Linked DNA regions of Homo sapiens: region 2 is linked to region 1. Evidence: chromatin contacts called from ENCODE Hi-C data. All regions are on one chromosome and are shown on one strand. The core of a region is the stretch at or near the end of the contact, and the rest is flanking DNA. Distances in the headings are between cores, read along the strand shown.

Region 1 (5,245 bases), core at 1,561-4,060:
GAAAAATTGATCATCTGAACCAGAGGGCTGTGAGAGTATTTTGAAAACAACTTACTTTTATCTTTCCTCCAAGTAGTGTAGGTAGGGGAAAACAGTTGACCGATTTTTATCACATAAAAGTTCTTCCATTTGTCTTTAAATAAGAATTTTTTTTTCATTGTGATCAACTCCAGCATTTTCATCAATTCCATCAACAAGTTCTCGGATGCAAAAATAAAGTGAAGATGGAGTCCCTATCAAACAGTTACTAGGTTAAGAGAGAGGGCAAAGGGATGGTGAACATAATTCAAAAGAAATGCACAACTGTCTTTAAAATATACCTGTAATTGCTACCATTTAAAACGATTTCTCTATGCTCAGCACTGGATTAAATGCTTTACATTGTACCAATTACTGTAATTCTCATAGCAACCCTGCAAGATGGCATTGCGTTATTCCCAGTTTACATATCAGCAAACAGGCACAAAACATTTGAGCAACTTTCCCAAAGTCACAGATGCTGTCTCAAAATTTTTTTTTATAAGAGGTGTTTACTTGTTTTTACTCTCCGTCGGCCTTTGTCAGTCACACACAAAAAAAGCAGACCTGCGTTTCTTGTAATTTTAAAATAAAGGAAGATACACACTTCAGTATGGGTGGAAATGACAAAAAGAGCCCCATCCAGTGTCGTTTCTTACCAGAGAAGGGAGATCTTTAATTTGGTGCACAGATTAAACCCTACAGGTTTTTCCACCCTGTTTCAAGTGACCAACTTGAAAAGTCATCTACTGGGCTAAAAAGGAGCCTTTGGAAATTGCTTTAAGAAAGTCATGGGCTTTGAACAAAACTATTAGGATCAGAAAACCGCATAGTTGCTTTTGCAAATGCATCCGATTGCCTTCTCTATAAATTTGCTCTATTTGATTTCTTCTCCATTCTATCATTAATCGTAAAACTAATATATCCTCCCAATCCCATATGTACTAAATAAATAATTTAATTTGATGGAACACATGAACTTGTGCCCTACACAGAAAACAGTTTGAGCTGGATCCCTAATTATGTCTGGCGTAATTGTATCTGGCATTATCTCACTGCCTGGGTCGGATTCTCAGGGGCCATACTTTCCTAACAGCTCTGAGGGGTCTCCGTGGTGTCATAGAAAAGCCAGAGAACCACAGAGTGCCCCCGGGAGGTCCTGCAGAACTGCCGGCTCAGCTAGGACCTGGTCACAAACCACAGACTCCTGAGGGCTGGGCTGCCTCCTGAGTGGTAATACCGAGGGCCCCAGCGGACTCTCAGTCCCTTTCCTCTTTCCCAGCGCCCCAACGCCTTGGGTCTGGGAAGAAAGCGCACGACTTCCCCGGAGACCCAGGGCCACAGACCCCGAGTGGAGGAAGTGGCTGGGAGCTGTCCATGGTGGCGTCGCGCCTGGGCACGCAGAGCCGCCGGCTCCCCGCCCTCGGGCGCGCCCTGGATCACTTTCCAGACCGCAGGGATGGAGAGACGCGCTCCCCGGCTCACCGTCCCTGGTATGGGGCTGCAGCCAGGCACTGGCTCACACATCAGAAGATTAGTTTTTAAAGGGAGCTCTCACCTGTGGGTAGCGTTGGCTGCTTGGAGAAGGACTCAGGACCTCAAACCCGGCAGCTGGCGGAACTCCTGGGACTGCCGTAGCGTCCGACCCTTGGGGAACAGCGGCTGTCGCAGAGAGTGTCTGCGGCTGAGGACCCAGGGCGCACAGCGCTCCTCTCTCATGAGCACACGCATCCCTTGGGGTCCATTCCAGAATGTCACTGGCCTTCGTTCCCAGAGCGGCGAGCTGGAGACCTGGCCAGCGTTCTGCCAGGACTCTCTGCCTTTCCTCACAACCTAACGCGACCTTTCTTGGAGCCGACGTCCTTTGCCAGGGACCACCAGACCTTCTTCCAGCGATGCCACGTTTGGAGTCTCAGTCTAAACATCAGCAGAGCCCCCCGGGTTCATCTAACATTGCAATTGCCTCAGCTCGGCCCCGCGCCAGCGCGTCGCTGGGTGCCTAGCGCTGTCCCGGAGGCACTGGGAGGCGAGGGAAACTGGGAGGAAGAGCGTGCTGAGGCAGGAGCAGCAGGGCGCAGACCTGTTGCTAGGCGCACGCCCGCTAGAGCTCGGCGTGAGCTGGCTCCCAGTCGGCAGGACACCGAGACCTGACCCTTGTGGTACTCCCTCCTCGGCGAGACACTCTCCCGGGCGCAAGCCCCCGGTGCCATTCAGAAGGGGGAAAATCTACGGAAAGCAGGAGTCTGCCCCCTCTGGATGCCCTCTGGGGACTCCAGCGCCCCCCGGCACCTGCAGCTTGTAAAGCATCACAAGATCTCAGAGAAATCCCACAGAGGACAGTGCCAAGAGCGTGTGCCCATCAACAGACGCATGGACAAACAGACAGATAGAGGTAGACTGCACAGCACAGGGTGGACAGACAAACAGAAACTGAGGCGGGTAACGTTTACCCTGTGCCGGGTGGAGGCGCGGGCCCCCACTTCTTACCTCTCTTCCGTGGCATGGGCCGTCAGCTCATCCCTGACGCCCCCAGCCAGGCCCTCTTACCTCTGGGTCTGTAGCCGAGACAGTGTCACGCCTCGCGGGCCAGGAGCGCAGCGGCCCCGGACGTCTGGTCGCTGACCGCCAGGCGCCGCGAGCTCCCGGGGCGTGGGCAAGCGGAGTGGTAGCTAGTCTGGGAAATCTGGGTTCAGACCCTGGCCGCGCTCAGCCCCGCTGGCTCCCCGCGCCGCTTGCGCTCGCCAGGCTCTGTCCGATAGCACCGCGCTGGGCTCTGCTTGAGCGCTAGCTCCCCGGCCCTCAGCCGAGAGGCCGCTTTTATAGCCACTTTTACTGACTCCTCCCCCGAGGAGCCCCTGACGCCCGCGCGGCACCGAAGCTCCCTCCCTCGCCCCCCGATGAAACTTCCCTCCACGCGCCCCCGCCTTGCCCAAGTGGGGCGGGGGCCCTGTGCCCGGGCCGGACCGGGGCGGGCTCTGGCGGCGGCTCTGGGAGACGCAGACCTGAGCCCGCGGAGCCCGGGTGCGCAGAGTCCCGCCCGCAGCAGCCAGGTGAGGGCGCTGGAGGCCAGGACTCGGTGGAGCGGCCGCGGCGGACCGCGGAGAGCAAGTCCCCGGGCCTCCAAGGAGCCAGGGTCGCCCGTGCCCCGCTCGCGCCCCGGGGCGCCCTCCGAGGCAAAGAGGCAGTGGAGGACAGGAGAAAAGGTCTGCGCCTGCCACAGAATCGCCGCGAGTCGGGGTCCCAGGCTAAGTCTCAGGATCTCTTTTTAACTCAGCAGCAAAAGAGTAGCCCGAGAAAGAGATTTTGGTATTGGCCTAGCAGTTAATCCGAGAGGAAGATGCTTGGGTGTTCACTGAAAGGCACCTTGGTTTGAAACTGGATTCAGACATGCCAGTTACAACTGTGTACAGGATCTTAACCCCTCCCAGTCTCAGTTTCCTCATCAGGAAAATGGGTTCTGTGATGCTTCCTCACTAGAATGGTGAGGCTTAAATGAGATCAGGAAAGTCCAAGTTCTAAGCACATAATAGGTGCTTGGTAAGTTAGAAACATTCCCTGTGGGTAGGAGGGCTCTGTGCCTCTTTAACTGGACAGGCCAAAGTTCTGAAGGGTCAAAGCAAGAAGGTGCGGCTGGTCTAGACATTCCCTCGCGGGAGGAAACAGTACCAGTAGGAAAAGTTCATCACAACACATCCCTAGGGCATATGGAGTCTCCTCTCAACTCTGCCGCTAACCTACTGTGTGACCAGGGCCAGCTACTTCCCCTGTCTGAGCCTCAGGGTGGTTTTTTTGCAGGGAGGTGAGGAGTGTTTGTTTTTCTTGTTTTGTTTTAATCTGTAAAATGAGGGCGTTGATACCTGCTCTCTGCCTCTTCCACCTTTCAGAGTGTGACTCAGCCCCCTTTCCTGGTTAGCAGAGGCCTCCTAGAATATACATTTCTTTCTTCCTTCCTGCCAGTGTTCTCTGAGAACCAGCTCCTCAGGCAAGGTCTCCATTCTGTGTAGTACACACTAGCTCCGGGACTCTAGGTCTGGACTTTAAGGCCAGGCTGTGGTCGGCAGAAGCTGTGGAAGTCTGTGATCACATCTGGGCTGAAGCAGAAGCCTTTGTCACCTGGTTAAACTGGGAAGTCCTGCAATCCACCTCTAGGCCTCTTCCAGAAAGCGGAACTTGATCCTTACTGGGGGTGGTGGTCAGGATTCTCAGCCCTTCTTTGATTTATTGGGAAGTAATGAACTGGATCCAATGGCAAGCCCTCCTCCCCAACCTTTTCTTTCCAGCCGAATAAAATGGAGCCCCCCCGACCCAGGGCCCCTCTCCCCAGTCCTCACCATGATTCCTGTTTATGTTTTTCTTCCTTAAGGAGCTCCCAGAAACCAGACCCACAAAGAGTTGTGTGTTAGGGGTTTGGGGGTGCTGGGCATTTGGCCCAAATGGAGAAAGGTCGACCTTGAATCAGCCTGGCTTGGCACGACATGCAGGATTTTCCATCAACAGACAGTAGATTTGAGGCCTGAGTGGAGCCAGGTAGCTCTCTGGTGAGGGGCTGGCTCCACAGCCATCTGGGAGATGAAGTGGTAAAGGCAGGGTCCTGTCTAGGGATGGGCCCTGAGAAGTGCTTGGCTATGTTTTCTCAAAGCACTGAAATGCCCAGCACATTCCTCTGGTATCCAGTTTTCTTTATCACAGACCAATGCCCAGGGGAAAAGAGCAGTGCTGATGAATTACAAACAGGCTCCGAATGTCTAAAACCAGATTCTCCAGCCAGTTCTCCATTCAGCACTGCCATTCAGCACTCAGTGATGAACGGGGCGTGCCGCGTAATTCTTTATGGATAAATATAGCAACATGACACTGGTGGATTTACTGCCCACACTTTCGCAATCCATTGTCTTGCTCTTATAAATGCAGAGACAGGAAAGAGCTGGTCAAGAAAGGCTGTGTTAGTTTTCTGATTCTTGCCGAAATCTCCCAGCAGAGAGTCTCCAGAGAGAAGGGAAACGCCCATCAATGGTGTGACCTGCCACCCAGAAAGCCTGCCCTTCCTCCATTCTTTGCATTTGCCTCCAACCCACCTTCCTCAGGTGGGATGCAGCCCCCTCAGCTACATCCTTGTGCAGTAGATTGGCCTGCCTGCTCACTGTTGCCTCAAGCTGCCCAAGTCTGGCATCCTCAGTCTGCTGACAGGATGCCACATCTGTTCCCTAAAACAAGGGCCTCCACACTC
Region 2 (5,245 bases), core at 1,807-4,306, 330 kb before region 1:
GAATGACGTGAACCCGGGAGGCGGAGCTTGCAGTGAGCCGAGATCGCGCCACTGCACTCCAGCCTGGGCGACAGAGCGAGACTCCGTCTTAAAACAAACAAACAAACAAAAACCCTCGTCTTCCTCTACCTCCATGAATATGCACTTAGTTTACTATGACATGCATATTCCCATTGCGATGTTCTATCCCCAAACATACATCTTTTCTTTCAGAGAGCCTCTCTCTGTTTGTTTAGATTGACATGTGAAAGAAGAGTCAATCAATGTGGCAAACTTCTTTGTTGTGTTATTTTAAGAAATTGCCATAGCCACCCTAATCAACCCCCACCCTCAACAGTCAGCAGCCAACAACAGCAAGGCAAGATCCTCCACTATCATAAAGATTACAACTCACTGAAAGCCCAAATGGCTCTAAGCATTTTTTAGCAGTAAACTATTTTTAAATTAAGATATGTACATTTTTTAGACATAAAGCCATTGAACACTTAATAGACCACAGTATAGTGTAAGTATAAATGTTTATATGCACTGGGAAAACAAAAATCTATGTGACTCACTTTAATGCAATATATGCTTCAGTGCAGCAGTCTGGAAACAAACCCACGTTATCTCTGAGGTATGCCTGTATGTTGTAGCAGCTCTGTCTATTTTTTCTCCATGCCCAGGGCTCATTGTTTTTGTTTGCTTGTTTGCTAGTATATTTGTTTGGCAACTGTGGTATTATAAGAAACATATTTGGTTTTTCTTCTTTGTTCTTGGCACAGAGCTCCTAAAACCCTTGGAATTTCCTGAATGATGAGAATGTCTTTTGTTATTCATAATAAGCTCCTTTTGATCACACTGAATTTATACGAATCAGGTAACTTAGGGTGGAGCCCTTAGATAGCCTCGTGATGGGACTGGCCACCAGAAGGACCAAGTGATTCGAGAGTGGAGACTTTTAGCTCCACTGACCCAGCTCCAAGAAGAAAGGTGAGGGGCTGGAGATTAAGCTCTGAGAGAACTCTTGAACAATAAATGTTGATGTGCTCCTGGGCTGGTGAACACATCGAGGTGCTGGGAAGGTGGCACCCAGAAAAGTCATGGAAGCTCTGCACCCCTTTCCTCACTCCTTACCCTATGCATCTCTTCCATTTGGCTGTTACTGAGTTGTATCCTTTATAACATCCTTTGTAATAAATCAGTAAACGCAGAGTACTTTCCTGGCTCTATGAGTCATTCTAGCAAATAATTGAACTTGAGGAGGGGGCCATGGGAACTCCTGATTTTACAGCCAGAAGTATGGGTGGCCCAGGACTTGCACTTGGCATCTGAAGTGAAGGCAGTCTTGTAAAACCGAACGCTTTTAGCCTGTGAAATCTGACACTAACTCCAGGTAGTTAATGTCAGAGTGGAATTTAATTGTTGGACACCCAGTTGGTGTCTGGAGAATCAATAATTGGTTGTTAGTGTTGGAAAACACTCCAGTGACCTTGGCTAGACTAGTTTGCTGAAGTCTATTTCCTGGACACTGTGCAGTCTCTGGTGTTACTCATTAGAGGGCACAGACTTGGGCATGAGCAGAGTCCCTTGACTCCCCAAATGAATCTTAACAAGATAAACAAAGTAACATAAAGAATCATCTCACAACTTACAACGCAGATGAATTTAAAAGCCAGGTGATAATAAAATAATAAATATGCAAGGGATTTTTTAAATTCTCCTTTTATTACTTTTTACTCTTTTTATCATAAAATATTCATTTTACATGTGATTATATCAAGTTTTAAATTTACATTCCTCAAAAACTCTCAAAGCCAAGATTAAAACAGAAATGCACTCATACATTATTGGATGCTGTGCAATTTACTCAGTATTACTTAGCAATAAATATCCCCTTAAAATCAGGCCACCACTCACCTCGCTTTAAAAGTATTATTTTGACATAAACTAGCTATATACTAGAAAACTTAATTTGCTATTGTTTTCTTTTTTATGATTTATGTATTTATTTTAGGGTCTCAGGTACATTAAATTGGATTATGACACACTCTCAGCAGTGGTCCTCTAGTTATTTAGCCGGTTATTTTTAAATAATGTAATAAGCACTTGTAAACCTATAACCCCAAAATAAAAGCTAAGATCTTGATAATAATCTACATCTAAATATAAGAGTCTTTCATTCCCCATCCCTCCCTACCTCCAGCCAAGGTAACCATCTCCTAAATCCTGTGTTCATTATCCACTTGCTTTTCTTTTTATATAGTTTTATTATACCTATATGTAATCTCAAAATTATGTTTTAATTTTAAGTTCATAAAGATATAACATGCTCTATGTATTGTTTTCATTATTTGATGAAGCTCTTGGGAAAATTTAATTGGAGCCTTTCATTACTTGTAAAACATCTGGCAGGAAAGAAAAGTGAAAGAAAAACTTGGGAATAATCATTTTTAGAAAAGAGAAGTGGGACAAAATTCAGATATTAGGAAAGATAAATACAGGCTATTGTCTTACTTTCCATAGTTCGGAAAGTTTAAAAGTTCTTGTTGGATGACAAATGTAAGTCATCACAGTGTAGTAAAGAAAAAAAAAAAACAGATTGAAGCTCCTTTCACTCGGCTTGCGCAAGTATTTTTGTCTCTGAGCCTCAGCATCTTCATCATTAAAAACAGATTAAAGATATTACTGGTAACTCTCGGGAAAGTATTTCCAAAATAATCTGCAATATGTTAATAGGTGTGAAAGGGGAAAGGGTTCTATGGTCAAATAAATTTGAGAAATGCTGAGTTAAATAGGTTTCTTGATTGCAGATCTTCTCAGATCCTTGAATTAATGGCCTGCACTATAAATCTACAAAATGGCAATAATCCATACAACACTTCCTAAGCTAATTTCAACATCAAATCCTTTTCTTTAGAATCACCTTTTAAAACTGCTATTTAAGGAACAATGACTCAGAGACTTTTTGAAACTTAAATGACATAATAATAGAAATGATGAATAGGATTTGGACATGCAGATGCAAGAACAGAGGTAAGCACTTTCCAGGCAGAGGAAGGAGGATGAGGCCAAGCACAGAAGCAAGAAAGCAAGGGCCAGGAGGGACACAGGGTGATGAGAGGCAGAGGGGAGATGATGGGAAAGTACCTTCAGCATCGAGGCAAGAGTTGGTGGTTTTCTTCTGCAAGTAGTGGAGAGCCCCTGAAACTTTCAGAAGAGGAAATTGACAAGGGACAGAGAGTAGAGCTTTCGGAAGGTTGCTGGGGCTACAGGCCATTGCCTGGATTTAAAGCAGACAGGCCAGGGTAGGGGGTCAGGAAGCCTAGTTAAAGATAGCCCCAGGAGAGGTGATGCCGTGTGCTGACTTAAGCAGTGGCAGCGGGGATAAGGAGGTGGAACTAAATAAGAAAAGAATCAAAAGTGATATTGTCAGGTCTTGGAAAAATGACACTGCAATGGGCAAATCCTTTCAATTGTTCATTCAACCAAAATTCACTGTGCGTCAAGCACTGTGCTCAGCCTTCTGGATGCAGTGGGAAATAAGATACTCATGGTCCCCGCCTTTGTGGAGAGTCAGAAGGAGAAGACTGTTCTGAACAAGTAGTTACATGTGTAAGGTGTGTTGCCGAAGGGTCAGTACAGGGAGGATTTCTCTGAAAGGAATTCAGCAATGTTTTCCCACTAAATAACAGTCCTTTGAAAAAGCAGACAGGATATTGAAAATAATCCAGTTTAACAGAACTACATAATCATTTTTTAATAGCTCATCTGATCAAAGGCACGTATTCCTATTCTCTGCAAAGAACATAGAGTGATGTCTCTACATAGAAAGGGTCTCCTAGTCTTTTTTGTCTCCATCTATTTTTGCCTTCAGCTTCTAGCAGACCCCTGGGGGAAAGAATATCACACCAACAATGCACCTTTGCTTCTCCGCAGCCCAGCATGGCCACCAGAGCCCAGCATTCGTCCCCAGGAACAGGACTATGAGCCTAAGGTCTTGCATCCCCTTTTTAGTGCCCTTGATCATCTGGTGGTCAGTCTCCAGTCCCCTTCCACCGAAGCTGACCACTTGGGTAATATGCCTGCTTATACTATGAAATCCTGAGAGCGGAAGAGATTTCTTACTATTTACTTTCTCCACTGGCTTCTAAAAAGGGAAACCCTTTTGTAGTTAACACTCTGGTGGGTATGGGAATGCCGGCATGGACCCAGAGTAGTGTTTAGTCTCAGTCTGCCTAAGAGAGTGAAAAGAAATGAAGTTTCCCATCTGTGGTGATGCATTCTCCAGAAGCACCCAGAGGCAAGGGTGACCAGGAGAACAGCACCCTCCTGGAAATTCACAGATATCCTGGGGAGGGTTTCAGACTTCTAAGTGGCATAAAGGGGATGGAGGGAGTGGGGGGCTTCAAGTCATTTATTCTAGATATCAAAAAACATAGAGACCTTTAACTGATATTTTCGTTATAGGAGGATGCTGTCCTTCAAAATCACCAGAAAATTTTTTAAATTTTTGCCCCCTTTTAAGCAGGGGAGACTTCTTTTAAACAAAAGCAAGACAGAATTCAATTACATAAAACAAATATGAGAGGTCTTCAAAAAGTTCATGGAAGACACATCTTATGAAAAAACTATACATGGATTTAAAAAAATTTTGCACCAAAACAAACTCACACTAACCTGTACTGAATGTCTGAACAGGATCTATTTTGAGGCACTAAGAAGGATAAGACATCAGTTTGCAAAGATCTCGTATCAGAGCTACATGGATTCTGCTAAAATTGGACCAAGAACAAACATCAAATTTATGCAGAAATTTGGGTGGAAAAATGGTGAAATCACTGATGCTTTATGAAAGTTTATGGTAATAATGCCCCAAAGAAATCAGCAGTTTAAAAATGAATAATTAATTTTAATAAGGGATGAGGCAATGTTGAAGATGAAGCCTGCAGTGGTAGACCATCCACATCAATTTGGAAGGAAAAATATTATCTTCTTTATGCCCTGATTAAAGAGAATTGACATTAACAGTAGAAACAATAACCAACATCATAGACATCTCAATTGGTAACTTACGCAATTCTTTTTTGAGATAAGGTCTTACCCTGTCATCTAGGTTGGGGTGCCATGGTGCAATCATAGGTCATCACAGCCTCAAACTCCTGGACTCCAGTGATCCTCCTGCCTCAGCCTCCTGAATAGCTGGGACTACAGGCATACACCACCACACCCAGCTAATTTTTAAATTTTTTGTAGAGACAGGGTC

What was found. A loop is a pair of places that touch in the nucleus more often than their neighbours do. Pooled maps may share reads with other maps.
Region 2: a loop to region 1 is called in a map of mammary epithelial cell, with 7 times the contacts of the local background. The contact joins the enhancer-like site here to the promoter of CEMIP in region 1. A Hi-C loop is called at or near these places in 2 of 168 maps with a recorded cell type or tissue (breast epithelium and mammary epithelial cell) and 8 of 50 pooled maps.

The regions. Positions count from the first base shown.
Region 1 is chr15:80,776,935-80,782,179 of GRCh38, reverse strand. It overlaps CEMIP (cell migration inducing hyaluronidase 1), which reads right to left and starts at 2,810. Exons shown (of 30, transcript NM_001293298.2): 1 at 2,566-2,810. RefSeq lists an enhancer at 1,783-2,288 and a silencer at 2,909-3,188.
Region 2 is chr15:81,109,527-81,114,771 of GRCh38, reverse strand. It overlaps a transcript of CFAP161 not described here. Among named protein-coding and RNA genes, the nearest start is that of CFAP161, 22 kb to the left of the region's middle. RefSeq lists an enhancer at 3,008-3,167. Within about 2 kb of position 3,056, at least 2 of the 41 ENCODE cell types and tissues checked have a DNase peak (open chromatin) inside an H3K27ac peak, as active enhancers do; they include mammary epithelial cell, where a contact is called at or near this core.